Linked DNA regions of Homo sapiens: region 1 is linked to region 2. A link is an interaction called in ENCODE POLR2A ChIA-PET data of the cell type or tissue named here. Cell type or tissue: A673. All regions are shown on one strand. Each heading gives the region's core, and the rest is flanking DNA. Links, peaks and the distances in the headings are about the cores only. Region 1 overlaps DELEC1 (deleted in esophageal cancer 1). Region 2 has its middle 280 kb from the start of DELEC1.

Evidence for each region. Peaks named below come from ENCODE experiments on the same cell type or tissue, not always from the same donor. Only the 100,000 strongest peaks of a DNase experiment are listed, where the experiment ranks them.
Region 1: POLR2A ChIA-PET joins it to region 2 with 11 read pairs; 2 of 35 experiments call an interaction of 5 or more read pairs at or near these places.

The regions. Positions count from the first base shown.
Region 1 is chr9:115,213,531-115,228,053 of GRCh38, reverse strand. The region is part of intron 1 of DELEC1 (deleted in esophageal cancer 1); the gene reads right to left. Among named protein-coding and RNA genes, the nearest start is that of DELEC1, 79 kb to the right of the region's middle. In A673, for the core only: no CTCF peak of the experiment used is centred there; DNase peaks (open chromatin) are centred at 4,353, 7,593 and 10,253; H3K27ac peaks cover 1,677 bases.
Region 2 is chr9:115,415,432-115,431,833 of GRCh38, reverse strand. No RefSeq gene overlaps it. Among named protein-coding and RNA genes, the nearest start is that of DELEC1, 280 kb to the right of the region's middle. In A673, for the core only: no CTCF peak of the experiment used is centred there; no DNase peak of the experiment used is centred there.

The sequences.
Region 1 (14,523 bases), core at 4,214-12,213, 200 kb after region 2:
AAGACACCCATGCTAGAGAATAAATCTGGGGCTCAGCAACATATAGGTAATATTTCAAGTCAGGGGACTGGTTGGGAATACCTAAGAAACCAGAGAGAAGAGAAGAAAGCAAAGAGGAAAAGGAATGGAAAACAATGGGAGAGGAGGATCAAACCCTTGGAAACTCTATGACTCAGTGCTCAAGCAGAAGACAAAAGACCAGGAAAGGAGATTTAGAAGGAAATAGGAAATACTGGAATACCAGGTGTGATGGTTAATACTGAGTGTCAACTTCATTGGATTGAAGGATGCAAAGTATTGTTCCTGGGTATGTCTGTGAGGTGTTGCCAAAGGAGATTAACATTTGAGTCAGTGGACTGGGAGAGGCAGAACCACCCTCAATCTGGGTGGGCACCACCTAATTAACTGCTAGTGTGGCTAGAACAAAGCAGACAGGAGAAGATGGAAGAGCAGACTTGCTGGATCTTCCAGCCTTCATCTTTCTCTCATGCTAGATGCTTCCTGCCCTTGAACATCAGACTCCAAGTTCTTCAGCTTTTGGACTCTTGGACTTACACCACTGGTTTGCCAAGGGCTCTCAGGCCTTTGGCCACAGAATGAAGGCTGCACCTTTGGCTTCCCTACTTTTGAGGTCTTGGGACAGATCCACCACTGGCTTCCTTTCTCCTCAACTTGCAGACACCCTATCATGGGACTTTAACTTGTGATTATGTGAGTCAATTCTTCTAATAAATTCCCTTTCATATATACATATATTCTGTTAGTTGTGTCCCTCTAGAGAATCCTGACTAATATGCCAGGAGAGAATGAGGAAGGAGTGCTGTCCCTATAACAAAATTAAGAAAGTGTTTCAAAAAGAAATCTATGATTAATAGGACCAAGTGGTCCTTAGAGGTTGAATAAGTGAAAATAAAAAAAATTGATCATTGAATTTGTCACTGTAGAGGCCACCCATGAGGGTGAGAGGTGGGATAAGGGTATGGGAGTTTGAAAACAGAGGATAAAATGTGACAAAGTCATGCTAGAAAATTGGAGCAGGGATTACTTGGGGAAATGTAGAGGAAATGCCTGAAGATGATGAGGGTACATTTCAGATGTTTGTCTTATATTTAAAGTGAGATCTTCAGCAACATTGCGTTTTTATCCTACAATGTTCCTAAGCAAACAAAATTCCTGTGTAACAAAAGGAGATGGTCAGAGGTAGAAAGCTTGAAATCAAAATCTTGAAAACGCACAATTACCAGCAATGACAAAGTTCAAGGTTAAACTACGTGAGTAGATGTTTAAGAGGTCACTATAATGACAGAAGTAGTCTTGAAAAGAAAGGCAGTAATGTAGGAGCTGGACTGTTCAATCCATCTGGAGAAGCAACTTGGGAGATGGCTGATGACCAAAACAAAAGTGGGAAGAATAGCCTGATGGTATGCTTTTCAATGCAGTTATTAATTTTTGAGAAAGGAGAGAATTGTTGGGAAATAGTAAAGAAAATGCCTACCTTAGGGAACTAGAGATGTGGAAGGAAAACCTACCATTTGTGAGGGCTGCAGTATGCCTTAGAGCCTCTGGTCTACCATTTTTCCCTTTGGAAAAGAAAGATAAAGAGAAGCATCAAAGGAAGAATTTGAGGATATAGATGAGAGATGATGAATTTGAGAGGACAGAGTGAAAAAATTGGGGAGATGAGGAACGAATGAAAATAGTTCAATTTAGGAGCTACACAGAGCCACCTAGCGATGAATCTAGGTGATAATGAATGGCTGATGTTCTCTATTTATTGTAGCAATTGATTAAAATGGGAATGTAAGATTGGAGGGATTGATTTCCTGGTCTTTTATGTAAAGGTGGGTAATTCTAATTTAGCCACCCTTTTGGGACTGGTCCCTTAGGTTACTTGCTGTGGCGATGTTAAGGAAGTCTCTAAGGCAGTAAATAGCGACCTTGTTTTTACAATGAGAACATGAAATTCTGCTGCCCTCTAAATCCCACTGTGGCAGTACCTGATCCCAAGTCCTGCCAAGTGCATATGAGCTCAAGAAGCCTTCTTAACAGACTGCACAGGATGGTGTCACCGCGGGAAGAAAGTACTGGTCTTAATAAGAGCCCTGACAGCCAGGGTTGTTAAACCCATTTTACAGATAAATAAACTGAGACCCTCAAATGTTTAATAAGGTCAGACAGTTAGGATGTGTTGAAACTGGTCTCTCTGATTCAAACTCCAGGGCTTATTGAACTTGATCAGCTATTCACTTCAATTCCACAAATGGCTGAGATTGCAACCGCCAGCCCCAAACCTCACAGGCTCCCCATTCTACTCACCCAGAAGCACCATTTTCACTCTTCTCCTCCCTAAGAACACTGGGCAGTCTCCTGTTGCCATGGCAAACTGTGGGCCATGTAGCCACCCTGACAAAGGGCTACTGTGCCCTCTGACTAAATCCCACTCACAATGTCTGATTACCACATGCAAACCCAGCTTGGACAGCCTCCCTGAAAATCAGTGGGCTGTTTTCATGAGTGAAGCTTTTTTCCCCTTCTAATTTAGCATTTTCTTCTATTACCAAAAAAGGGCAGATTTCCATATTCCAATTCTCACCAACACTCCCTCAGAGACTACACTTTACTGAGATCAGTTCGTTCTCTAAACAGTGGTTTTCCTGGCCACATGGTGCCAGCCTTCCTCATCCTCCCTATCCCCTTTCTGTGGCTTAGGGAAGATACAAAGGTGGCCTGACTTAGGTGATAGGAAAGTAACCGAAGGGAGTAAGAAACAGTCAGGTTATGGTTTGAAGGTAGAGCCAACAGGTCCTTTGACGGAGTCAATGTGGGAAGTGAGGCAGGTGAGTGGCCAGGTAAGATGGCAGGGTGGAGGAGGGGCAAGTTCAGGGGTGTAGACATTAAAGGAGTGTTTTATACAGGTTAAGTTTGTCTTACTTATTGAGCATTCAACTGGAAATGTACAATGGATACTCCAGATGTCTGGAGCTCAGCACATCTTATGAATATAAGGCAGTCATTCTCAACATCAGCATGATTAGCAATTTGGACTGGATAATGGTTGGCTGTGGGGAGCATCTCTGCACATTGTAAAATGTTTAACAACATCCCTGGCCTCCACCCACTAGATGCCAGCCACACCATTCCCTCCCCCGGGGTGTCAAAACCAAAAATTTCTTCGAACATTGCCAAATGCTCCTTGATGGCAGAATCACTCCCAGTAGAGAATCACAGATTTAGTGATAACTAGTATTATCCATTTTCTACAGATGCTCATGCACCTATTTCTGTGTATTAACTGGTAGGTAAATTTAGCAATAGAAAATGTTCTTTTTTTCCTTTTTCACATACTTAGTTATATGTACCAATTTGTAATTTGCTTACTTCACATAGGATGTCTAAACATGCTAGTATATAGGAAGCTGCCATTTAAAAATATATATATATGGTATAGTATTCTGTAGTTTGGATATATTCTGTTTATCTACAACTATATTATTGAAACTTTAGTTTATTTGTGAGGTGGTTGTTGTTTTGATACTGTAAATAAAATTGCAATGAATGTCTTAACACATATGTACTTATTTCTCAGAAAAAGAAAACTGAAATTGTTGGTCACAGAGTATATGAATTTATAAACTTCATAAATTGCCTCGTGTAGATAGTTTATAAAAATAACTGCTATAATTTCCTCCCTGTATCCAGTCTCTTTTGTTATTTGACTTTGTGGCTCCTCTATCTTTTGAGTTTGGGCTGACTTTGTGACTTACTTAGATAAATTGAATGCAACATAGCACAGTCAGGAGCAAGGGGCTGCTTTAGACATCATCATGCCCTTAAGGCATTGCAGTCTTGACCTTAGGGACAGTCAAGTATATAGGAGATGAAGCATCAGGGAATTGAATCAGGGGAGCAAGGAGGTTAAAATACTTCACAGGGGAAGCCAGATCTTGCAGGTTGGGTGGCAGAATGCCTGTCAAGGACCCATCCATAACAGGATGCTTCAGTTTCATCTTCCTCCAGATCAGAGCTGATTAATCCCAAAACCTCTGGGTCTCCTCCCCATGGATAGACCATGGGGAAGGTTGACAGATACAAACACCTGCTAATGCAGTGAGGTGAACAAGGGCGATGTAATTTATTAATTTCCCATCAAAGAGTTAAGCCCTGTGCTGATCTATCAGCCCAGGAAGTAGGGGTCCGTGGAAAGTATATGATTTTTTTTTTCAGAACATAAATTATGTCTCACATAAATGGCTTAAGAGGGAATTAAAGGGACACATTTCTTTGGGATAAAGAATGTTGAAGGCAGCTGGTTTTGGCTTTGCGTCAAATCAGAGGGTGGGGGGCAATGTCTTGAGAAGCTTTGGGAAACAAATTTGGAAGCTTCATCCTTCTCCCTCCCTCCTGTTGTGCCAGGATGTCTCCTTTGACATCTGAAATACCCTGTTGCGCTATTCAACTTTTTTTTCTGAACCAATGCTCAGCAACACTGTAGTTTGAATCAGTGGAGTGGCTGGTAAACCCCTTTTTGTTTTCTTTGCTCCCACTCTCTCCTCTGCCCTTCTCTTCTTTGTCCCCCTTTTTTCCTTTCCCTTTAGGGTTGTTTTCAATAGGAAAGAAGCATTTCTCTGAGAAGCACAAAGAATCTAGTTAATGGTTTAGTCATTTTGAAGATGAATAACAGCAAGTCTACCCCATATTCCTGATGCAAACTTCTGTATGCAACATAAGGAAATATGTATTAGGACATTAATTGCAAAGTTATTTGAAATACAAAAAAAAGAAAAATGAAAGAAGCAAACAAGCTAAAGGTTCAACAACATGGATGTAGATAAATACATGGTTATATATCCCTACACAGAATACTATGCCACATTTCAAAAATAAAACAAAACCCGACAGCTTCCTAGGCACTAGCATTTTTAGATATCCCAAATACATGGGCTTGAGAATAAGCAAGTTAAGAGATACATATAGAATAACAGTAACTATGTGAACAAGAAAAGAGAGCACTTTCCTTAGTAAATATATCTACAGGTAAATGTAAACATAGGTCCCATGTTATCAATAAATGGATAACACTAGTTCCTGCTAGGTCAGTGGTTCTCAACTTGGGAAAATTTTGCCCCCCCGGAAATTTGCCAATATCTACAAACATTCTTGGCTATGGAAACTGTGTGTGGATCATGGGGGTGGGTGGTACTACTGGCATTTAGTGATGGAGGCCAGGGATGCTACTAAACATCCTGCAATGCACAGGAGAGAGACCTCCAGCAAAGAATTACCCATCCCCAAATGCCAACAGTACCGAGGCTGAGAAACTCTACTCTAGGTAGACAAAGAGGTGATAAGGATTAGGAGGTAGATGTCAAGAAGAAGTTTATCTATAATGTTTTAGACCTTTCAAAGAGAGTGTAATTGTGCATCACTGATGTAATTAGTAAGTGATTAAAAAATAACCTTCAGTAGTTTTCCATTGACAGAAAAGGACTTTTTGTTACCTGCCTCATCTCTCCCAGGTCCCTATCACACATCCTACATTTTAGGCATACCAAAGCATTTATAGTCTTTTGAGTTTCATGTGCTTCATAGTTGCTTTTTTTTCACCTCTTGATCCTTCTGCTCTGAAAGCTTCCTCTCCTCTGTCTGTGCCTGGTGAAATCCCATTCACACTCAAGAGCCCAACTCAGTACCATTCTCCCTGTTCTTCCCAGGTGAAGCTGCCCTCTCCCTCCTGTCTGCCGTCTCTGCAGTGCCTAGACATCTGGTGTTATAATGAGACCTCAGCATCTTGACTTGGGGAAGCTGGTTTTGCAGCTTATGCATTACCCTAGCCAGCCTTATGGGCAACCTGGCTTCCTGTACAGCCTTCAAAAACCACCCAAAAGGACAGGTCATACATCACACAAACTTAACATACAAACCTCTTTCAACAGAGAATCAGGAATTATCTCGCTTAGTGTCACCCACACATCCTCTTGTTCTTGGAATCACATACTCCAGCGTGCACTGGAGTGGCCAGGATGGTAGATGTATGATGTGGGCACAGAAGGCAGTCTGGCAAACCAGAGAGCCCCTCACCCAGGGTAGCAGCCTGCACTCATTTCCTGCTAATTACTGCAGACCTCATGTTGCCAGATCTTCCAAGATAAATTTAAAATTCAGGATTTTATTATAAAGTTTCTCAATAAAGTTTAATATTCAAAGCAAAACCTTACAATCACTCTATGAGTGAGACAAAAATGCATCATTGGATCAGATCTGTTTTCAGGGCTACTGGTTTTTAAACTCTCAATTATTATAACTATCCATAAATGATATTCCTGAACTACATAAAGAAAGAAATGAAAAGTGCAGTCTAGTATGAAAGATAGGCACAAAGACACATACAAAGTCAAGAGAGACACATGTCACACAGTCTTCAGCATACTCTCTCCAACCCTCAGAGAAATGAGCACAGATGAAAATCAGACTCTTGTCACTATCAGAGAAGTCTAACTTTCTCCTGTGGGGATGAGTAAAAGAGAAGTCTAGAAAGAACCAATGCTTTCTCTTTTTTTTTTTTTTTTTTTTTTCTGAGAAGGAGTTTCACTCTTGTTTTCCAAGCTGGAATGCAATGGCACAATCTCAGCTCACTGCAACCTCCACCTCCTGGGTTCAAGCGGTTCTTCTGCCTCAGCCTCCCAAGTAGCTGGTATTACAGGCAGGCACCACCATGCCTGGCTGATTTTTTTTGGATTTTAGTAGAGACAGGGTTTCACCATGTTGCCCAGTCTGGTCTCGAACTCCTGAGCTCAGGCAATCTGCCCATCTCAGCCTCCCAAAGTGCTGGGATTACAGGCGTGAGCCACCACACCCAGCTAGAACCAATACTTTCTTTCTAAAACTTCTTAGATGATGCGGGGTCCTATTTTATGGACTATGGTCAATGCAAATGGAAGAAAAAGAGAGTGGATGTTTTTTCATACTCTAATATACTAAACCAGATTGACTTTGAATATGACTCCATGATCCTATAAACTGTAAACACTCAGCTCTCAGGTTGGTCATATGAGCAATAGACAGACATCGCAGGGGAGGAATATCCCAGGCTCACGCATGGAGTTTTCTTTGGTACCAGCTCCCTCATGGATCACAGTCCTTGGAACACAATCACAATGGCCAATATCCAGAAAATATTTTCATTTCATGGCCCTCAAAGCCCAGCCAAGGCCAGGAGCCAAGTAAGAGCAGGGAAGGAGACTCAGCCTCAGTTTCTGATGTATTGCAACCATGCCAGCTGTCTTTGGAGCAGACTCTATTCTCAGATGTCTCCACTGGGATCCATGGTTGTTTCAGGATCTTGGACGCTGACTTCCAGCATCTTTCTCTGTGGGTATCATATGGAAGGAAGGGAGACTGACTCATGGTAGAGCCCATTTAGACAACCAGGGAAGAAGCGGCACATGATCCGATTTTCCTGACCAGGAAGACTGTCAGGTACATCCCCTTTACATGTAACATGCTGAAACATGTGCCTGTTGCCATGGAAACCCCATAATGCAAAGTGAGTAAACGCAGCCTGAATAGATCCAGTCCAGAATGCTTGCTGAGTCCTGCTGCTTTCAGTCTCTTTCATCACCCGAGTCGGAGTACAGCTGGAGCCAGAATTAGTGATGGGTAAAGAGCTCAAAAGGCCCCTGGTCTCCTTCCAGTGCATCTCTGATTTAAGTAAAGCCTATTGGGTTTGGAAGACTCAAGTGGCCAAGCTGTCCCGTGAGAGTCCCGGCTCCCCTTTCTCTCATCCTAGGCCACAAACCAGCATCTCACTCTATGTTGCGGGGAGTGATGTGGAAGCTAATCAAAGCAGCTTTTAAAAGGCTTTCATGGTTTGCAAAAAAAAAAAAAGAAAAAAAATAGGGGGTGTTTTGGGTGGAGACCAGAACACAATTTTGCTTCCAGCCTGTTTCCCCTTTTTTCTTAAATACACACAGATTGAGATAGACTCTACAGCAACAAGTTTGGAACAAGCGAAAACCTTTAAACAAAGCTATTAAACATTATTTTCCTGCTCCAGTGAAAAGCAGCAGCTATGGGCCAAACACAAATCCAGAACACCCAAAGTTCTGTTCTGAAGACTATACATTAATTAGAGAAAATAAAACATTTTCTCACCATGCGTTCCTTTCCACAGATGTATCTAATCATGTTATATGTAGACTGTAATAGCTAGTCAGAGCCCACCTAAATAGCTGAACTATGTTTTTAGTCTCGTAGAATAAGATAAATAAATATAGCAGTGGCAGAGGCCATTTGACAGGAAATATCTTGGGAGATTTCATGGACCACATAGGATGGTCCAATCCATGGGGACGGCTAATGTGGCAGATCAACACAACTCAGAGAAAAGTGAGTTTAGACACCTTTATGTGTTTCAAAACTATAATAGCTTCTTACACCTCCTTTTTTAAACGTAATTGCATTCCTCACACAACACTTACTACTGTGTTCCATATGAACAGCAGCAAGAACAAAACATCAGTGAGGAGATAATGTTATCAGAATGCCACCCATCATTTTCTTCCTTCTGAGATGTCTTCTAAATTCTAAATCTATACAACAAATGGGAGAAAGAAAATATTCTTCATTTTTTGCATTTAGAATCTGGGAGCAGGGGCAGGCCTTGCTGAGTTCTGGAGGTCTGTTTGTTTAAGGAGGCTTTCCAACTCAATGAGCCAGGAATAAAATGGGGAAACATGCCTTTTTATATATCCAGCCCTAAGGTTGATTTTTAATGGTTTCATGTATTTTCTCTGAATAATATTTATGCTATTAAATAAACTCAAAGCCAATGTGTAGATGTACAATTTTCCATAGCATACTGCCTTGAACAGCACCATGATTGAAAATGAGAGAGGAAGCAGGCACTTCATCACTTTCATTTCCTAGATGAAGGCACCAAGATTCAGAGATGGAATTACATTTGTGAAAACCAACCAGCTATATCAGCCACCTACCACGGGTGCCCGAGCACAAGACAACAAGTTGTTTGTCTCTTTGTTTAACCTATATAGTTAAACATTAGAAATGTGGATGAAATAATAAAATGTCCACTTATGATATTTATCAAATTACCACATATTAAAAGTCATAAAATTAGAAATATTAATTGCATTTTCAATTAATGCAATATAATTGCATTTTCTTCCAACTCTTAGTTTTCATGAATCTATTTTATACAAACTTCTGATATCAGATTCCAGCCATTATAAGTCATCTAACAGCTTTGCAGAGCTCCAGTACTTTGGATGCATCTGATTTGTTTGAGGTCTAGTTCTTTGTTAATCGGCAAGCCACAAATACCAATTTGCCTAACAACTGAACATTGTGTGTGCTTAATTCATTTTGTAGACATATATATTCTTGAATTCTGCAACGCAGTCTATCAGGAATAATTACAAAATTTAATAAATATTTTTGCCTCCTCCCTTAACATTTGGTCAGGTGGCCTCTTTTTTTTTTTTTTTTTTTTTTTTTTGAGACAGAGTCTTACCCTGTTGCCCAGGCTAGAGTGCAATGGCGCAATCTCGGCTCACTGCAACCTCCGCCTCTCAGGTTCAAATGATTCTTTACAGGTGCCCACCACCACGCCCGGCTAATTTTTTGTGTCTTTAGTAGAGATGGGGTTTCACCATGTTGGCCAGGCTGGCCTCAAACTCCTGACCTCATGATCCACTCGCCTCGGCATCCTAAAGTGCTGGGATTACAGGCCTGAGCCACTGCACCCAGCCAGGTGGCCTCTTTATATATCCAGACCTTGCACTGATTTTTAATGGGTTCATATATTTTTTCTGAATAATATTTGTGGCATTAAAAATAAAGCAATTGAGAGATTAAGTTTAAATCTGCAGGACTTATAATGCCTTGATTATAAGATACTCCCCTGTTTGCTGAAATAGAATGCTTGTAAACAGAAAGCTCTCCCCTTACAGTCAAGTATTCCCAGCACTGTGGCAGAGCTGGAAAGGAAATGGAATCCTTCATCTTCTAGTTGAGAGTGAGCACCACTGCTCAACACCACTGTTGGATGGCAAGTTTTGGGAGGGCAGGGCAGTGTCTTATTCAGCTTATCTAAGTCCTAGCACCATTTCTGACACAGAACAGGTTCTCAATAACTGTTAAGTAAATGAATGAGATAATTGAATACTTAGCCAAAGCATCTCATATTACTTTAACACACTTTGTACCCTTGACTGAGAAAAGGAAGAGAGACTCTTTAAATTCCAAATGTAGCCAAGTTGTCCCTTAAACTGAAGAGGCACATTATTTTGTTTCCTGTGACAATCCTAAGTGGTTTTATTTGGGCAGACTCATATTGCAACATCTCAGAGCTCAGGCTCATCATCTCAACTCACTAAATAGCAGAAGCAATCAGCCCAGAGTCAATCTAACACTTAGTGGTCATACTGAATGGTCCAGGGAGGCTGATGCCAAAAATGTGGCTTTAGGATTCTTGATCTCACGGATGGGAGACCCCCCATGAGAACAAATGCTTGTCCTGGTGCATTGTCAATTACAACCCTGCTTTCCAGGCTTCAAAGCCGCCGAGAATTCAATCATGTCCCCACACTGAAGCTGGGGCTGACTATGTGCGAACCTGCCACTGTGGCATACTCTTGGCTTTGTTCAACTATATAATGACCGAGGGTTGGGTGGGGAGAGTGTTAACACATACAGGAAGTAATATAAGAAGGGACGTGGGGAAACAGTTTCTGGGAACAAAGTTCCTGACCACTGAAGTTGTTTGAACTTAAGAATCAGAAACACTACTTTGGGATCATGTTATTGGGATGCAACGGGGAGGCACAGAAGGGTAGGGAGCAGGCCCTACTCTGGTCAGTTGTGAAATAGGCTAACTACACAAGCAGTGTTTTCTCCTCTCACTATAAGGATGTGGCCCAACTTCCAAGGGTGCCCCACCATTGAGGTCTTCACTGCCAGGAACTGAAATCTCATGGGACACAAAACCCACCTACACATCCTCTCAACTTCTCCTTTCTGTGTTGAGTCCGTATTAGTCCGTTTCACGCTTCTGATAAAGATATAACCGAGACTGTGCAATTTACAAAAGAAAGAGTTTTAATGGACTCACAGTTCCACGTGGCTGGGGAGGCCTCACAATCATGGAAGGAGGTGAAAAGCAAGTCTCACATGGCAGCAGACAAGAGAAGGGAAGTTATGCAGGTAAACTCCCCTTTATAAAACCATCAGATTTCATAAGACTTATTCACTAACACAGGAACAGCATGGGAAAGACCGGCCCCCATGAATCAATTACTTCTCACCAGATCCCTCCCATAACACATGGGAATTGTGGGATCTACAATTCAAGAAGAGATTTGGGTGGGGACACAGTCAAACCATATCAGATTCTCTCTCCTTGTCCAGGGCCTGGAAACTAGAAGACATCAAACATATTCCAGTTTCTGTTTTCCATAGTATAATTAGCCAATTTATACCTGGTTCAAAGCATTTTCACAGACATTTTACTAAGAGACCTTCACCATCATCTTTTATGGTACATAGGCTGGGGAAGGATTAGAATGTTCATTTTTAAAGTGGAAAAATTAATTTCTCAATGCTCTCTCAAAATTCCCAGGATAACATTATCTTGTTAGGACAAACTATTGGACACTTCACAGTATGGCCTGTGCCTTTCTCTGTAGCATCTCTCCCTTTGCCTTCACCATCCAGGCTGCATTAAAGCTAGTATGAGTGACTTGTAGTTCCCAGAAACTATCATCCCATTTCACGCCATGCCTTGACTCATGCCTTCTCTTCTCCCTGGAATGTCTCTCTGCCATCCTCTGTTTGATAGATACATCATGACAACTGCTAAGTATATTTCAAGATTCAGACCAGATATTGTCTCCTGGAGGGAAGTGGACACTTTCCCCCACCTCAACACCCACACTGGTTAAAGGCCCTCGTGTTCACCTGTATCATACAAACCATCTATTTTCAGTGTTTACCTGTTCACATATCGACTTTTCCCCAACTGATTGTGAATTTGTGGAAATCCAGTAATATTTTGTTGCAAGTGACAATAAACTCAAATCAACTTGATTTTGATTTAAAAAAACACAGAGGAAAAGATATATTGGCTCAATAACTCAATGCAGCACTTAAGGCATAAATGCACTCAGGGCCTCAAACAATATCGCCAGTGTTCACGCTCTCATAGCATCCAAGCTCTACTTTCTTCTTGGTGTGTTTTACTCTCAAGAAGCTACCTCTCTTGGCTACCTGTGGTGGCTCATGCCTGTAATCCCAGCATTTTGGGAGGCCAAGGCAGGCAGATCACCTAAGGTCGGGAACTCAAGACCAGCCTGGCCAACATGGCAAAACCCCATCTCTACTAAAAATACAAAAATTAGCTGGGCATGGCGGCACGTGCCTGTAATCCCAGCTACTTGGAAGACTGAGGCAGGAGAATCACTTTAACCCAGGAGGCAGAGATTGCAGTGAGCCAAGACTGTGTCACTGCACTACTGCAGCCTTGGTGACAGAATGAGACTCCATCTCAAAAAAAAAAAAAAAAAAAAAAAAGCAGCAGCAGCAGCTTTCTCTCTACACAGCAGCTTCTGGAATAGAATAAAATAAGCAAGTGTGAAATGGGCACAAATAAGTTTGTCAAGGTTGCCAAGGGCTAGATCAAGCCGAGCCTATGGTCCCGTTAAGGCTTCAGGATTTTGTAAATGCATCAAAATGCCTTGAGAGGTTAAGCACACAAAAAAATGGGTGTATGCAAAAACACCTGCTCTTGTGTTCATTGCATATGATGAATGAGAGAAGCAAGAGTGGAAGGAGAGTCAGCAGCTGTGAGGCAGATATAATAACCTAAGGCTCAGGATTGGTGGCCTGAACTAAGGTGGTGGCCATAAAGATGGAGAAAAAGGGACAGAGTCAAGGTGCATTTTGGCAATGAAAATTGGATAATTTTATCATGGATTGGATGGGAAACATGGTTGTGGAAAGGATGATTTTGTATTTAGGACTTGACCAGCTGCTAACACCAACTTCTGAAAAAAAATAAATAAAACATCTTGGTGGGAAGGGGATAGAAAAGAGAGGAGGGGCGAGTTTGGAGGGTGGAGTCGACAGTACTATTTGGCTTATTAATAAATCGGTGCAAAACTACTAATTGTTCAGGAGACATCCAACTGGACTTCAGCTTGATTTGTGCACAGACTTGCCATCCCAAACTGCCCCAGATCTGAAATAAGGTGTCTAGTAGCTAACCACGGAAAAAAGAGATGTGGGAAACCTTTGAGGCATACAAACACTGTAGCTGACAAGCAGGTCACCTTTTAAGTCTTGAATTGAAGATTTGGTTGGAGATTTGCACTTAAAGATAACTAGATCTGAGTTCCAATGGCAACTCCGCTGCTCTCTAGCTGTGCAATCTTGGCTAATTTACCTCCCCTCTCTGAAACTCAGCTTCCTCAACTATAAAGGGGGATCATTCTATACCCCTCACTTTCAGGACTTTTGTGAAGATCTGTGTATTGAAATGTGTTATAAACCGTAGAGTAATAAATACCTATAAATTGAAATTCTGATCAGTTTAATATATACACAGACATCAAAACTAAAGGATTTTTCAAATAAAAATGAGCCACGTGAGGGATATTGGGTACATCATTTCTTCAGGCTCTAGACTTTTGAAATAATCCCAAGAACAATCTCAGCTCTCTGGTGTCAATGAAACACTTGGCTTACTTTGTTTTTTAAACTCCCCCATCACCCCTTGCTCACAGCTTGTCCCCTGTGGCTGATGCTAAAGTGCACTTCTCTCCCTTTATGTCCTAGTTTCTCAGGGTAAATCTATTCCATTTGGCTGAAGAAATAGGCCAGATGATATCTGACATGACTTTCCTCTCCTCCTCCCAGCCACCAGGGAGCTAAGAGATGAGTTAAAGTATTTTGCCAATAAACGGCTGAGGACTAAACAGCCACCTGTGAATTGAACATTGCAGCTTTTCTTTTTTTTTTTTTTTTAATAGCAAAGCCTGGGAATGCCCAGGAAGGGGATGAGATCATCTGTCTCGTCTGTGAGCAACATGTTCTGCAGGTCTTCTCCTTCCACATTACATCATTCTGGAAACAGAAAGTGTCTGGACATTCCTTATGCAATCTGCAGGGGTGTGAAGTGAGAGAGACACTGGCTTGCTGGAGAGTGGTGATTCCCTAATTCTGCTCACAGATGGATATGCACACTCGTTAATTCTGCCAACAGTTATAGAATGCCTACTATATGCTGTAATTTTTGGTGCCAAAACAATCTTGCATGTTTATTTACTTATTCATTCATTTAGCAAATGCTTGAGTGTTTCCTATGTAGCAGGTACTATTATAGGTGTTGGGGACACAGAAGTGAACAAAGCAGATAAAGTCCCCACCTTGTGAGACTGTCACTTGATTGTAGGAGATGAACAATTAATAAGGCAGCATGTAAATATATGATACAATATCAGATAGATGCTC
Region 2 (16,402 bases), core at 4,514-12,513:
GTGGCTTTCCAGCTAGACAATTTCAGATTATATGAGCTTTGCTCATATAATCCAGAGCTTTGCTCAGCAGTGAGATCATGTCTGAAATCTACTATCTAAAGAGTATATATGATAATATAAACGATACAGCCTGTTTGGAGTCATTGTGGGTAGCATAACCTTTTCAGTCTCACCAAACCAATATGGAAGCAAAATAAATGGCCAACTATTCATTAGATACACAAAGCCCAAACATCTGTGACAAATGTCATACATCTAAAATGATCTCCTGTTGCCCCAGGAATTTCTTGCAATTACTCTACTATTCTTATCTAATCTGGGGATCTGAGAATAGTGCTCTAGCTTCTCTCTTACATACTTGTTTGCCTGACCTGGAAATGAGTTCACTCTCCCCTCCTAACACCAAACACAGCTGACTTTTTGAAGCTGTGAATCAAGCTAACTGCCTGAAAGCCTCTGGCATCATAATCATAAGACTTTCCAAAGTCACTGGATCTAGAAAGTAACTCTTTTTTATAACTGCAGTTCATTCAATTACTAATGTAAAAGTAATGTAAAATGTAATATTTTATTATGTTTTGGGGTTCACTATGATCTAGACACTTTGAACACACTATAACAGTTAATCATCTCCACAATTCTACAGCTAGTTATTATTTTCCCCATTTTACAGATGAAAAGACAGAGGTTCTCAGTAGCCTAGTGGTTTGTCCAAAGTCACACAGCTGTTAAGTGTCAGAACTCATGTTAGAAAAAACATGTCTCTGATTCTGAAGCCCATGTTATTTCCATTAAGATGTGTCTCAGTGTTTCAGGGCAGGATATCCCTTATTTGGAGTCCATTTAAAAAAAGATTATTTATTTGAAAATGCTTGCTTTTCATCTGCAATAGAATGTAGTAAAAAACACTTTTTCTTTGGGTCAATGATTTTCACTAGCTACTGAAATGGAGAACTAGCCAGCAACACCACCTACCAGGACACATTTGTGGCAGGTGGGAGACATTGGGGTGCACTGTTCCCTCTTCTAAGGAACATTTCCTGAAAATCCCTCCTGTATCTACCCAGGCAGTTCTTTCCACCACTGCATTCTAGGAGCTGACAGAGCACTGGACCTGGGGTTAGGCAGATGAGAGTTTGGGCCCTAACTCTGCCAATTCCCACTTATGTGAATTGGATGGTTGCTAAGTGGCTTGATATCACAAGGAAGAGAGAGAATCTCACAAGGTTGGAAAGGGAGCCATGTGAGCAAAATCACGCATGTGACAGAACTGTAGAAACTGTAAAGATGCTGAACATATATGAGGCAACATTACTGTGCCCTCCAAACCAGCAGTCGATCAAAACTTAAGAAACCAGGATTTCCATCTAAGAACCTGTTTGGGATATACAACTCTGATAGAAAATACTTAATGAGTATCTTGATTGTAACATAGAATATGTATACATTAGTAAAATAACCAGATATACTACAGAACTCTCTATTGGCTCAAACAGGTTGACCTCAATCCAAGTTTACTCTTGATATCACTCTATTGGCTGAAGGAGGAAACTCAAACCTCAGGGTTTGTTTTTCCCAGGACAGATAGTAGTGATAGTGCATTATATTTTAATAAGAAAAACAAAGATCAGATAGTTGTAGATATGTGGCGTTATTTCTGAGGACTCTGTTCTGTTCCATTGATCTATATCTCTTTTGGTACCAGTACCATGCTGTTTTGGTTACTGTAGCCTTGTAGTATAGTTTGAAGTCAGGTAGTGTGATGCCTCCAGCTTTGTTCTTTTGGCTTAGGATTGACTTGGTGATGCATGCTCTTTTTTGGTTCCATATGAACTTTAAAGTAGTTTTTTCCAATTCTGTGAAGAAAGTCATTGGTAGCTTGATAGGGATGGCATTGAATCTGTAAATTACCTTGGGCAGTATGGCCATTTTCACAATATTGATTCTTCCTACCCATGAGCATGGAATGTTCTTCCATTTGTTTGTATCCTCTTTTATTTCCTTGAGCAGTGGTTTGTAGTTCTCCTTGAAGAGGTCCTTCACATCCCTTGTAAATTGGATTCCTAGGTATTTTATTCTCTTTGAAGCAATTGTGAGTGGGAGTTCACTCATGATTTGGCTCTCTGTTTGTCGTTGTTGGTGTATAAGAATGCTTGTGATTTTTGTACATTGATTTTGGATCCTGAGACTTTGCTGAATTTGCTTATCAGCTTAAGGAGATTTTGGGCTGAGACAATGAGGTTTTCTAGATATACAATCATGTCATCTGCAAAGAGGGACAATTTGACTTGTCTTTTCCTAACTGAATACCCTTTATTTCCTTCTCCTGCCTAATTCCCCTGGCCAGAACTTCCAACACTATGTTGAATAGGAGTGGTGAGAGAGGGCATCCCTGTCTTGTGCCAGCATTCAAAGGGAATGCTTCCAGTTTTTGCCCATTCAGTATGATATTGGCTGTGGGTGTGTCATAGATAGCTCTTATTATTTTGAGATACATCCGATCAATACCTAATTTATTGAGAGTTTTTAGCATGAAGGGTTGTTGAATTCTGATCTTTGACAAACCTGAGAAAAATAAGCAATGGGGAAAGGATTCCCTATTTAATAAATGGTGCTGGGAAAACTGGCTAGCCCTATGTAGAAAGCTGAAATTGGATCCCTTCCTTACACCTTATATAAAAATTAATTCAAGATGGATTAAAGACTTAAATGTTAGACCTAAAACCATAAAAACCCTAGAAGAAAACCTAGGCATTACCATTCAGGACATAGGCATGGGCAAGGACTTCATGTCTAAAACACCAAAAGCAATGGCAACAGAAGCCAAAATTGACAAATGGGATCTAATTAAACTAAAGAGCTTCTGCACAGCAAAAGAAACTACCATCAGAGTGAACAGGCAACCTACAAAATGGGAGAAAATTTTGGCAACCTACTCATCTGACAAAGGGCTAATATCCAGAATCTACAATGAACACAAACAAATTTACAGGAAAAAAACAACCCCATCAAAAAGTGGGCGAAGGACATGAACAGACACTTCTCAAAAGAAGACATTTATGCAGCCAAGAAACACATGAAAAAATGCTCACCATCACTGGCCATCAGAGAAATGCAAATCAAAACCACAATGAGATACCATCTCACACCAGTTAGAATGGCAATCATTAAAAGTCAGGAAACAACAGGTGCTGGAGAGGATGTGGAGAAATAGGAACACTTTTACACTGTTGGTGGGACTGTAAACTAGTTCAACCATTGTGGAAGTCAGTGTGGCAATTCCTCAGGGATCTAGAACTAGAAATACCATTTGACCCAGCCATCCCATTACTGGGTCTATACCCAAAGGACTATAAATCATGCTGCTATAAAGACACATGCACACGTATGTTTATTGCGGCACTATTCACAATAGCAAAGACTTGGAACCAACCCAAATGTCCAACAATGATAGACTGGATTGAGAAAATGTGGCACATATACACCATGGAATACTACGCAGCCATAAAAAATGATGAGTTCATGTCCTTTGTAGGGACATGGATAAAATTGGAAATCATCATTCTCAGTAAACTATCGCAAGAACAAAAAACCAAACACCGCATATTCTCACTCATAAGTGGGAATTGAACAATGAGAACACATGGACACAGGAAGGGAAACATCACACTCTGGGGACTGTTGTGGGGCGGGGGGAGGGGGGAGGGATAGCATTGGGAGATATACCTAATGCTAGATGATGAGTTAGTGGGTGCAGTGCACCAGCATGGCACATGTATACATATGTAACTAACCTGCACATTGTGCACATGTACCCTAAAACTTAAAGTATAATAATAATAAATAAATAAATAAACAAAAAAAAAGAAAAACAATCCAGTAAACCTTGAGAAATTTTAAAAAGCATAGTTGAGGCTTATTTTTTCATAATTATATACTTATCTATTTATTGCCCATGGAAAATATATGTGTAGAAGTATTTCTTCTGTTATTTGTTACTATCTTCTTAATTTGTTCCAAAGAAAATACTGGCATACTGCATTCCCTCTGGAAGGAAACAAAACAAAACAAAACTCACTCAAAACCAGCAGTGCTGCTATCAGATAAGTAGATGTCAATGTATACTTACAAGGAAAAACTAAAAAATGTAATGTGTTAATTCAGCCTTTTTCTATGTAATATTTCCAAGTCAGACTTTCTTACATTCCTGGAATTTACTTTGATATACCAAGAATAATAATGATAAAATGTTTGCTTTGATTACTGTGGGGGGAAAAATGAAATGTTCAATTGTATTAAAACAAACAAACTTTTCAGAAAAAAAAAAAAAAGATACCAGGATTTCATGTGGATATTATCATCCGATTGTGTGCACTTTAGGAAGGGAGACATGGTCTCATTCATTTCTTTGTGTGCCCCCTAATTAGCCTAGGGTCTGAACAGAATAGAGACTCTATAATGACTTGATCTTGATTTTCTGAATGGTGATGATCACAGCTCTTCCCTCACCTCCAAGCTGGAAGTCAGTGGCTTCTCCTTACTCTGAAAACATTCTCTGTCTGAAACTCACACCTGAACTTGGAATCTATTGGCTTAGTTTTTTTGGTTTGTTTTTATTATATATATACATAATAATGTTAGCAGCTATCCTTTATCAAGCAGACAAATTGCACTTTACTGACTAATTTAAGCCTTACAGCTACTGTATTAGTACATTTTCATACTGCTATAAAGAAATACTAGAGACTGGGTAATTTATAAAGAAAAAGAGGTTTAATGGGCTCACAGTTCCACATGGCCAGGGAGGCCTCACAATCATGGCAGAAAATGAAGGAGGAGCAGAGGCATGTCTTACATGGCATCAGGGAAGAGAGCATGTGCAAGGGAACTGTGCATTATAAACCATCAGGTTTCATGAGACATATTCACTATCATGAGAACAACACAAGAAAAACCTGCCCTTATGATTAAATTACCTCCCACTGGATCCCTCCCACAACATGTGGCGATTATGGGAGCTATAATTCAAGATGAGATTTGGGTGGGAACACAGCCAAACCGTGTCAGCTATCTCACATATTACTGTACAATATATATCCCCATTTTCACATGTGAGGTAACTGAGATTTAGAAATGAGATGACAACCCCTTTTTTCTGATTCATCAGGACTCACTGGCAGAAGGGATCTGAACTCAGAGCTCCCTGAGGCCTGACACAGCCTCTTTACCATGCTGATGACTTTGCTAAATTTTGTCTCACAAGTCAGGGAACATCAAGGACTTGCATGAAGTAATCATTAAATAAATATTCTCATATTCTTCATCTGTGACAGAGAGATAGTAAAGGTCCCTATTTCATGAGGTCATATGAAGATAAAATGATACTGTCTATGAAATATTTAACAAAATGTCTGCCACAGATAAACATTAAATAAGTGGCTATAATTAGTCTTTGTGTCCCCACCCAAATGTCATCCTGAATTGTAATCTTCTTAATCTCCATGTGACAATGGAGAGAGCAGGTGGAGGTAATTGAATCATGGGAGTGGTTTCCCCCAAGCTGTTCTCATGATAGTGAGTTCTCACGAGATCTAATGGTTTTATAAGGAGCTCTTCCCACCTTTGCTCAGCACTTCTCCTTCCTGCCACCTTGTGAAGAAGGTGCCTTGCTTCCTCTTCACCTTCTGCCATGATTGTAAGTGTCCTGAGGCCTCCCCAGCCATGCTGAACTGTGAGTCAATTAAACCTCTTTCCTTTATAAATTACCCAGTCTTGGGTATTTTTTATAGCAATGTAAAAACGGATTAATACAGTAAATTCGTACTGAGGTAGTAGAGCATTGCTATAAGATACCTGAGAATGTGGAAGCAACTTTTGAACTGGGTAATGGGCAGAAGTTGGAACAGTTTGAGTGCTCAGAAGACAGGAAGATGTGGGAAAGTTTGGAACTTCCTAGAGACTTTTTGAATGACTTTGACCTAACTGCTGATAATGATATGGGCAATAAAGTCCAGGTTAAGATAGTCTCAGATGGAGATGAGGAAGTTCATGGGAACTGGAGCAAAGGTGACTCTTGCTATCTTTTAGCAAAGACACTGGTGGCATTTTGCCCCTGCCTTAGAAATCTGAGAAACTTTGAACTTGAGAGACATGTTTATGATATTTGGCAGAAGAAATTTTTTAAGTATTATAGCAAAGCATTCAACATGTGACCTGGGTACTCTTAAAAGCATTCAGTTTTATGCATTCACAGAGAGATTGTTTAAAATTGGAACTTACGTCTAAAAGGGAAGCAGAACATAAAAGTGAAAAATTGGCAGCCTAATGGCTTGATGAAAAAGAAAAACCCATTTTCTGGGAAGAAATTCAAGCTGGCTACAGAAATTTGAATAATGGGAAGACAAATGTTAATCACCAAGATAACGGGGAAAACGTTTCCACAGGGCATGTCAGAGGTCTTCATGGCAGCCCCTCCCATCAGAGGCCCAGAGGCCTAGGAAGCAAAAACAGTTTCTCCAGCTATACCCAGCACCTTGTTGCTTTGTGCAGTCTCAGGACTTGGTGCCCTGTGTCCCAGCCTTGGCTAAAAGGGGCCAACATACAGCTCAGGACATTGTTTCAGAGGGTACAAGCCCCAAGTCTTGGCAGCTTACACATGGTTTTGGGACTGTGGGTGCACAGAGGTTAAGAATTGAGGTATAGGAGCCTCCACCTAGATTTCAGAGGATGTATGGAAATGCCTAGATATCCAGGCAGAAGTTGGCTGCAGGGTTGGAGCACTCATGGAGATCCTCTGCTAGGGCAGTGCAGAAGGGAAATGTGGGGTTGAAGCCCCCACACAGAGTCCCCACTAGGGCACTCCCTGCTGGAGCTGTGAGAAGAAGGCAACAGTCCTCCAGACCCCAGAAGGGTAGATCCACTGACAGCTTGCACTGTGCACCTGGAAAAGCTGCAGACACTAAATGCCAACTTGTGACAGCAGCTTCGAGCAAAGCCACGGGATGGAGCTGTGCAAAGCTGTGGGAGCCCACCTTTTGCATCAGTGTGACCTGGATGTGAGACATGAAGTCAAAGGAGATCATTTTGGAGCTTTAAGATTTGACTGCCCTGCTGGATTTTAGACTTGCATGAGGCCTGCAGCACCTTCATGTTGGCCGATTTGGAATTATTGTATTTACCCAATGCCTGTACCCCCATTGTATCTAGAAAGTAACTAACTTGATTTTGATTTTACAGGCTCATAGGAGGAAGGGACTTGTCTCAGAGGATACTTTAGACATGGAGTTTTTAGTTAATGCTGAAATGAATTAAGACTTTGGGGGACTGTTGGGAAGGCATGATTGGTTTTGAAATGTAAAAGGGACATGTTATTTGGGAGGTGCCAGGGGCGGAATTTTATGATTAGTCCCCACCCAAATCTCGTCTTAAGTTGTAATTCCCATAATCCCCACATTTCAAGGGAGAGACCAGGTGGAGGTAATTGAATCATGGGGGCAGTTTCCCCCATGTTGTTATTGTGATAGTGAGTGAGTTCTCATGAGATCTGATGGTTTTATAAGGGGATCTCACCACCTTCACTCAGCACTTCTTCCTGCTGCCTTGTGAAGAAAGTGCCTTATTTCCCCTTTGCCTTGTGCCATGATTGTAAGTTTCCTGAGGCCTCCCTCCCCAGCCACACTGAACTATGAGTCAATTAAACCTTTTTTTTTTTTTAACAAATTACCCAGTCTTGGGTATTTCCTTATAGCAGCATAAGAGCAGGCTAGACAGGCTATTATTAAGCTTTTTCATTGAATTTTATTTTTTCCTACTCTCCTCCCTCTTCTGTGGGATAATATTCTCAAACATAGTGTCAGCACTAATATTTCTTTTACTTTTGCCCCACACAGAAGCCTGCCCCAGATCTGTAACTCACAAAATATATAAATAGATAGGATATAAAGTTCAGAAGGTCCGCTGGGATTTGACTCATAGGGTGATCAGTTTTGGAATCAGAACCAATGACCAAATGCTCATTACAGATGAACAGCGCTCTATAGTTTACAGTTAAGCAATACGATGCAATGGTTAGAAACATAGGCTTTGTAGTCAACTTGAATTAAAAACCAAAATCTGGTACTTTTATAGATTCATACATGCAGATTGAGTGTTTGCTATGCATCAAGCACTGGGAAAGAAATTTTACACTAACTAGCTTTGTGAACTCATGCAAGTCAATAAATCCTCCTATCCTCAGTTTCTTCACCTGTAAAATGAGCATGACCGTCTTGCTGATAGCACTGTAGGCTTCATAAGAAACAGTATGTCAAGAGTTCTTAGAACAGTGCCTAGTGATGGTAGCTCTAATTACATGGCCTGAGAGATTTACTGTTGGAAATCTTGAGCAATATTTTTATTACCATTGCCCTCATTTTTGGGGTGAGGAAATTGAAGAGACTCACTTACGCTGCTCTACTGTTCTTGCGGGCAGCACTACTGTGTGTCAGCAGGTATTCATCAGTCCTTCATGAGGGAGTTGTAAGAATGAATAAACTGTGGAGGATATCCAGCAGCTGCAGAGGAGAATATTACCCAGCTTTCTCTAAGTCTTCCCACCGTGAGTCCCGGAGCACCAGACATGGCCACGTGAATTTGTTGGGCCTCTAGGAGCTGAATGAAAGCAGGAAATCTGTCAGCCTTGGCCTCAACCCTAAGAAAATTCTGCCACCCCTTGCTGCCAACTCAGATGCTTGTCATATTATTCATGAATGTGATGTCTTCCCCAAGAAGCTGTTGGCTCCCCAAGGCTGGAATGGGTAGGCAGGCACTGGAAACCCAGAAATCCAGACCAACAGTGGGAGAATCTGGCATGCAGTTGAGGGGCCTCCTAGGCCCATCAGTTTATGTCGATTCTGGGCAAACTAAGAATGGTCCCCTAAGGCTGGCATCCTAAGGACAAGTCTATCAATCACTCCATGGAAGCCAAGCATTATGCCAGACACTGCATGGGAAGTGCGAAGGGAGGTGTCTTAGACTGCTCAGGCTGCCATAACAAAAAACTGGGTGGCTAAAACAACAGAAATTTATTTTCTTAAGGTTTTGGAGGCTGGAAGTCTGAGATGCCAACATAGTCAGTTGATGATGAGGGCTTTTTTCCTTTCTTGCACCTTCCCACTGTGTTTTCATATGATTGTGAGAGAGAATGAGCAAGTTCTCTGGTGTCTCTTCTTATAAGAGCACTAAATTATTCCCCACTCTTATGACCTCATCTAAATCTAATTATCTCCCAAAGGCCTAATCTATAAATACTGTAACAGTGGGGGTTAGAGCTTCAACATATAAATTCTGTGGGGAACACAATTCATCAGTAGTAGGAGATAAACATTTTATTGCACTTGAAGTCTTGTCAATTTTGATCGATGTATTTAAGAGAATCAGTGACAAATTAGGAAATGCACCAAAGAGAAATCAGAATGGTACAGGATGTTAAAATCATGTTATTTAAGAAAAAAAATAGCCATAAAGCAACTATTGGGGGCCTAGACTAGTTTAACAGGAAAAAGTGTTATGAAAACGCAAATTGTTAGGGTGCTAACAGAAAGATATTAGAACCCTAATTACAAAATTATTAGGGCAATAGTTAAAATTTAAGATAGTATTTATAAACATTTAGTATGTTATCATAATTTTAGTGTACAAGGTTTATGTTGTTACTGTGTTAATTGCTCATTATATGGGTGATCATTACAAATGAATAGTGCATTCATTTAGTAATTATAATATTAAAATTCAACCCTACTGGTCCGTCCTTCTAGCAATAGTCAAATGATTTGAACAGAAATGTTTTTTAGTCTGCAGTCATAAGCCAGCAGATAACATAAAATATTAGTTAAAAATTAACCTTTTATGGCAAATAAATCAAACCCCAAGTGAACTCTTTTACCAGGATCTCTTACTTACTCATTTGGATGCAGCTTACAAGCCCATTTAAAAGATTATTGGAAGTTTGTTTTAAATTGTTTTGCTTTTTTTTTTGAGATGGAGTTTCGCTCTTTCACCCAGGCTGGGGTGCCGTGACATGATCTCAGCTCACTGCAACCTCCGCCTTCCAGTTTCAAGTCATTCTCCTGACTCAGCCTCCTGAGTAGCTGGGATTACTGGCACCTGCCACCACATCCGGCTAATTTTTGTATTTTTAGTAGAGATGGGGTTTCACTATGCTGGCCAGGTTGGTCTCAAACTCCTGACCTCATGATCCACCCGCCTCGGCCACCCAAAGTGCTGGGATTACAGGCATAAGCCATCATGCCTGGCCTCATTTTGCCTTTTAATCTTTATACTAGAGATATAATTGATTTACCCATCATCATTACAGCATTAGATTTGTTACAAATTTCATAGTGTACTTTTACCAATGAGGATTTTACTTTCATATGTTTTCATGTTACTAATTGAAGTCCTCCTTCATCTTAGAACTCCCAATAACATCTCTTGTAAGGCAGGCCTAGTGTTGATGAACTCTCTCAGCTATTGTTTCCCTGAGAAAATCTTTATCACCTCTTAATTTTTGAAAGAAAAAGTTGCTGGGTATAATATTCTTGGCTGATAGGGTCTTTTACCCGCAGGTTTTTGAATATTTACCCCACAATGTATAGACATATAGAAACATTACATTGTATCCCATAAACAGATAAAATTATTATCTGTTAATTTAACATAAAATAAAATTGTAAAAGGACTCATTTGAGTAAATGGGTAAATTCATAAATCCCTTCCACAGAAAAATGCACCAATACATCAACCTTGACATATAGTTTCAGAGAATTAAGAACCACCAGTTTAGATAGTATCATAGTTGGTGCTTAGTAATTATTTGTTGAATGACTGAATTAATGAATGACTAAATTAATGAATGAGTAAAGATGGAAGCCTATTTTATCTTGAGATTAGGATATCTTACATGCATGAATATGTATAATGAGGTATCACTTTTCTCTTAAGACAGAGGCCTTTTCTGGAGAGTTTCAGGCACATCTTCTTGCATCCATTGGGCTCTAGAAGGCTCTGCTTGGCTTAGCTTCAAGATGTAGGTCTGGTCCAGCTCTGCTCTTGATGTCTTACTCTGCAGCCCAGGTTTACAGGGGAGTGGGCACCCAGGCTATGTGCACGTGGTGATGGCAGAAGCGGGAGATAGCAAATCCAAGAGAGCAGGCACATTTCTCATCTGTTTGCATCATGCCTGCTCACATCCTACTGACATGGAAAATCAACAGCCACCCCAAAAGTCACAGGGTGGGGAATACATTTTATTACCACAAAGCCAAAGCAAGAGTGTGCATGGTTAATGTTGTTACAGGGGAATGAAAAATTAAGACGAATAATTCAATTTACCTAACTCCTTCCCTTGCAGTTGTAGGAGCCAATTGTGTGACTGAAGTCTCCTTATGTCTCAAAAAGGCATTTCTTTTTCACCAAACCACCTTCTTTAGGTCAAATTCAACCTTTGAAAATCACATGAGATAACTATTAAAATGTACTTTCTTTTTTTATTATTATTATTATACTTTAAGTTTTAGGGTACATGTGCACAATGTGCAGGTTAGTTACATATGTATACATGTGCCATGCTGGTGTGCTGCACCCATTAACTCGTCATTTAGCATTAGGTATATCTCCTAATGCTATCCCTCCCCCCTCTCCCCACCCCACAACAGTACCCAGAGTGTGATGTTCCCCTTCCTGTGTCCATATGTTCTCATTTTTCAATTCCCACCTATGAGTGAGAACATGTGGTGTTTGGTTTTTTGTCCTTGCGATAGTTTACTGAGAATGATGATTTCCAATTTCATCCACGTCCCTACAAAGGACATGAACTCATCATTTTTTATGGCTGCGTAGTATTCCATGGTGTATATGTGTCACATTTTCTCAATCCAGTCTATCATTGTTGGACATTTGGGTTGGTTCCAAGTCTTTGCTATTGTGAATAGTGCCGCAATAAACATATGTGTGCATGTGTCTTTATAGCAGCATGATTTATAGTCCTTTGGGTATAGACCCAGTAATGGGATGGCTGGGTCAAATGGTATTTCTAGTTCTAGATCCCTGAGGAATTGCCACACTGACTTCCACAATGGTTGAACTAGTTTACAGTCCCACCAACAGTGTAAAAGTGTTCCTATTTCTCCACATCCTCTCCAGCACCTGTTGTTTCCTGACTTTTTACTTTTTAATGATTGCCATTCTAACTGGTGTAAGATGCTATATAAGCAACTTCAGCACAGTCTCAGGATACAAAATCAAGTACAAAAATCACAAGCATTCTTATACACCAATAACAGACATACAGAGAGTCAAATCATGAGTGAACTCCCATTCACAATTGCTTCAAAGAGAATAAAATTAGGAATCCAACTACAAGGGCTGTGAAGGACCTCTTCAAGGAGAACTACAAACCACTGCTCAAAGAAATAAAAGAAGATACAAGCAAATGGAAGAACATTCCATGCTCATGGGTAGGAAGAATCAATATTGTGAAAATGGCCATACTGCCCAAGGTAATTTATAGATTCAGTGCCATACCCATCAAGCTACCAATGACTTTCTTCACAGAATTGGAAAAAACTACTTTAAAGTTCACATGGAACCAAAAAAGAGCCCGCATCACCAAGTCAATCCTAAGCCAAAAGAACAAAGCTGGAGGCATCACACTACCTGACTTCAAACTATACTACAAGGCTACAGTAACCAAAACAGCATGGTACTGGTACCAAAACAGAGATATAGATCAATGGAACAGAACAGAGTCCTCAGAAATAACGCCGCATATCTACAACTATCTGATCTTTGACAAACCTGAGAAAAACAAGCAATGGGGAAAGGATTCCCTATTTAATAAATGGTGCTGGGAAAACTGGCTAGCCCTATGTAGAAAGCTGAAACTGGATCCCTTCCTTACACCTTATACAAAAATTAATTCAAGATGGATTAAAGACTTAAACGTTAGACCTTAAACCATAAAAACCCTAGAAGAAAACCTAGGCATTACCATTCAGGACATAGGCATGGGCAAGGACTTCATGTCTAAAACACCAAAAGCAATGGCAACAAAAGCCAAAATTGACAAATGGGATCGAATTAAACTAAAGAGCTTCTGCACAGCAAAAGAAACATCAGAGTGAACAGGCAACCTACAAAATGGGAGAAAATTTTCACAACCTACTCATCTGACAAAGGGCTAATATCCAGAATCTACAATGAGTCAAACAAATTTACAAGAAAAAAACAAACTACCCCATCAAAAAGTGGGCGAAGGACATGAACAGACACTTCTCAAAAGAAGATATTTATGCAGCCAAAAAACACATGAAAAAATGCTCACCATCACTGGCCATCAGAGAAATGCAAATCAAAACCACAATGAGATAAAATGTACTTTCAATTGGTCAGACATTAAGCTCAGGATTCCTGGTCATTCTCTGATGACTAACTTTACATTACTCTTTGGAAAGCATCACTCTGTGTTCTCCTTACTCAGAATAGATTCAATAAGTGTTTTTTCTCCTTTCCTTTCACTCTCTTTTTATGTAAATATTTCAAATTTCTATTTCTTAGTTGGGTGATAAGACAAATAACTTTTATTTTTTTTGAGACTAAGTTTTGCTCTTGTCACCCAGGCTGGAGTGCAGTGGTGTGATCTTAGCTCACCACAACTGCCGCCTCCCAGCTTCAAGTGATTCTCCTGCCTCAGCCTCCCAAGTAGCTGGGATTATAGGTGCCCACCACCAAGCCCAACTAATTTTTGTATTTTTGGTAGAGAAGAGGTTTCACCATGTTGGCCAGGCTGGTCTTGAACTCCTGACCTCAGGTGATCTGTCTTCCTCAGCCTCCCAAAGTGACAAATAACTTTTACAACTTACCATTCTAGACTATCACAAGCAACTTGTCCTTTTTTTTTCCTGTAGTAGCCAGGTATTTAATTCTCTCTTCATTTGTTATATCATTCTTAATGACACTTCTGATGTGCCACAAAATTAGCATTCTAGAAGCCTTTGTTTATATATTAAAATCTGAGCTAAAGAAAGTACACTTACACTATATCTACAATTTGGAAAGCAAGTTATATCTGGCATAAAAACAGTAAGAAAATGAAAATGGAAATGTATTCCTACTGAGTGGTATGTTTCCAATTAAATCCTGCTGCTATTTTAATGATCTTAGAGGAATGGATGTAATTCAATGTAAAACATATTGGCACCTGATCTGTGCCATGTGCTCTGATGATGGGTTCTGGGGTCTTAGGGCTACACAAGATTCATCTCTCCACTCAAGTTGCTCACAGACCAGCAGGGAAGGCATTAACTCACTCACTCATTCACTCACCCATTCATTCAACAACTAAGTCCCAAGTCATCTGCTGGTCATAGTTCTGGGTGCTGAGGATACAGAGGTGAAAAACAGATTAAATTTCAATCTTTATAAACCTAAAACTCCAGTTGGAGAGAGCCATTTTAGAAAAATGTGAGGTCTAATTTTAGGACAATGTGAATAGCCATTACCTATTTCTAGATCTTTTTTCAGACTTTTTCTTTCTGTCCCAAAACACCTACAGGATTTGAGATATAAATGAAAGTAGAGATTTTACTTTGGACAAGATGGGCTCTTGAGGTATGAATTAACCAGACTTCTTATAGTAAGCTCATTCTTAAGAGATATATGTGCTAACCCCTCATACTCCAAAGGAAAAATGTAGAACAGTTGTACCAAAACTTGTTTTGTTTTACTTAATGCACCCAAATAATCTGGTGTGCTTCTCAAAAATGCAAATTTCTGCACCTACTCTAGGCCTCTTGTTTGTGAATTTTCACACATTAAGTACGGGGATTTCTTCCTTCAAAAAAGTTCTCCAATAATTTAGACACAGTTAGGTTTGGAACTATTTGTCCCAGGACATGAAAAAAACTTCACTGAACTTCACAGACCTGCGTTTGAAGGACAAATTGAAGGGAGTAGAAAAGAATTTGAGGCAAAAGAAACACAGATGAAGAATTAAGAGTAAACAAATGAATAAACAAAGGAAGCAAGAGAGGGAATGAAGAGGGAATTTGAAAGATAAACTGATAGAAAATTTTTTATCAATATTATCAATGTTTGAGGCCCTTTTTTGTTCTTGTTTGTTGCTTGAAAATGCCTTGAAGTTCTGAGATCTACATCAGGAGCCAGAAAACCTGGGTTTAGTCCCAATTCTAATATTGGGTATGCTTGGTCAAAGTTCTTCCCTTTTCAGACTTTCATGCTCATTCATAAAGATTAAAGATTTACCCAGGTGCTGCTGAAGGGCCTTCTAGCTTTGAGAATGCTCATACTCTGATCTGTTTGGCAATAGATGAGGCTATCACAGAGTTTCCCTCTAGAATCAGAAGAGAGGCAAGAAGGGGTGGTAACTCAGTTGTGCATTCTCAAGCATATCAATGCAGACCAGCAATTAAAAAGATGCACTTTGTGGCTGGGCGCAGTGGCTCACGCCTGTAATCCTAGCACTTTGGGAGGCCAAGACGGGCAGATTGCCTGAGTTCAGGAGTTTAAGACCAGCCTGGGCAACACGGTGAAACCCCATCTCTACTAAAATACAAAAAAAATCAGCCAGGTGTGGTGGTGTGCGCCTGTAGTCCCAGCTACTCAGTAGGGTGAGGCAGGAGAATTGCTTGAACCCAGGAGGCGGAGGTTGCAGTGAGCCGAGATCACACCACTGCACTCCAGCCTAGGTGACAGAGTAAGACTCTGGCAAAAAAAAAAAAAAAAAGATGCACTTTCTAAAAAAGAAAACAACCAGCTGGGAAATCCATGCTAAAATGTTCCCTCCAGGTTGGCTCTGGAAATGCCCAAGGGTAGAACATTATTATCTCCAAAATTCTGAAGGGGCAAAAGGAGGGCAAGTCTATATCTGATGCCAAATACATAAAGGCCATTCCAGTTGGTTAATGGAATTCACAGTTTGAAAAGAAAGCAACTTGTTTTTGTAAGACTCATTTCCAGAGAGCCAGCTCCTCTGTTTCCATTTGCACCAGATGACTTCAGGTCAGCAGAATATGGAAAGGACAGTCTCAGCCAAGGCTCCAAGAGCCTAGGCTAACAAGGCCCTAGGGGAAAGGCCTTCAAAGGGTACACAGATTACTTACTGTGTCTGCCAGTGAAACTGACCAAAAGGAAGCAGACCTGCCGGTGCAGGCCAGGCACCAGGAAGTGTGAAAATGCCGTGTTAATGGCCACTGACTGTGGACACTCCTACAAGCTGTTCTTTGGAAGTCTGATCTGGTTTGGCTGAAGGGCTGTGCCAGTAAGAACCACTTCCACCCAGCTGCTCTGCAGAATTGGGGCATCAGGAAGTTTGACAACGTGCTTTTCATGATCATCAACAGGTACC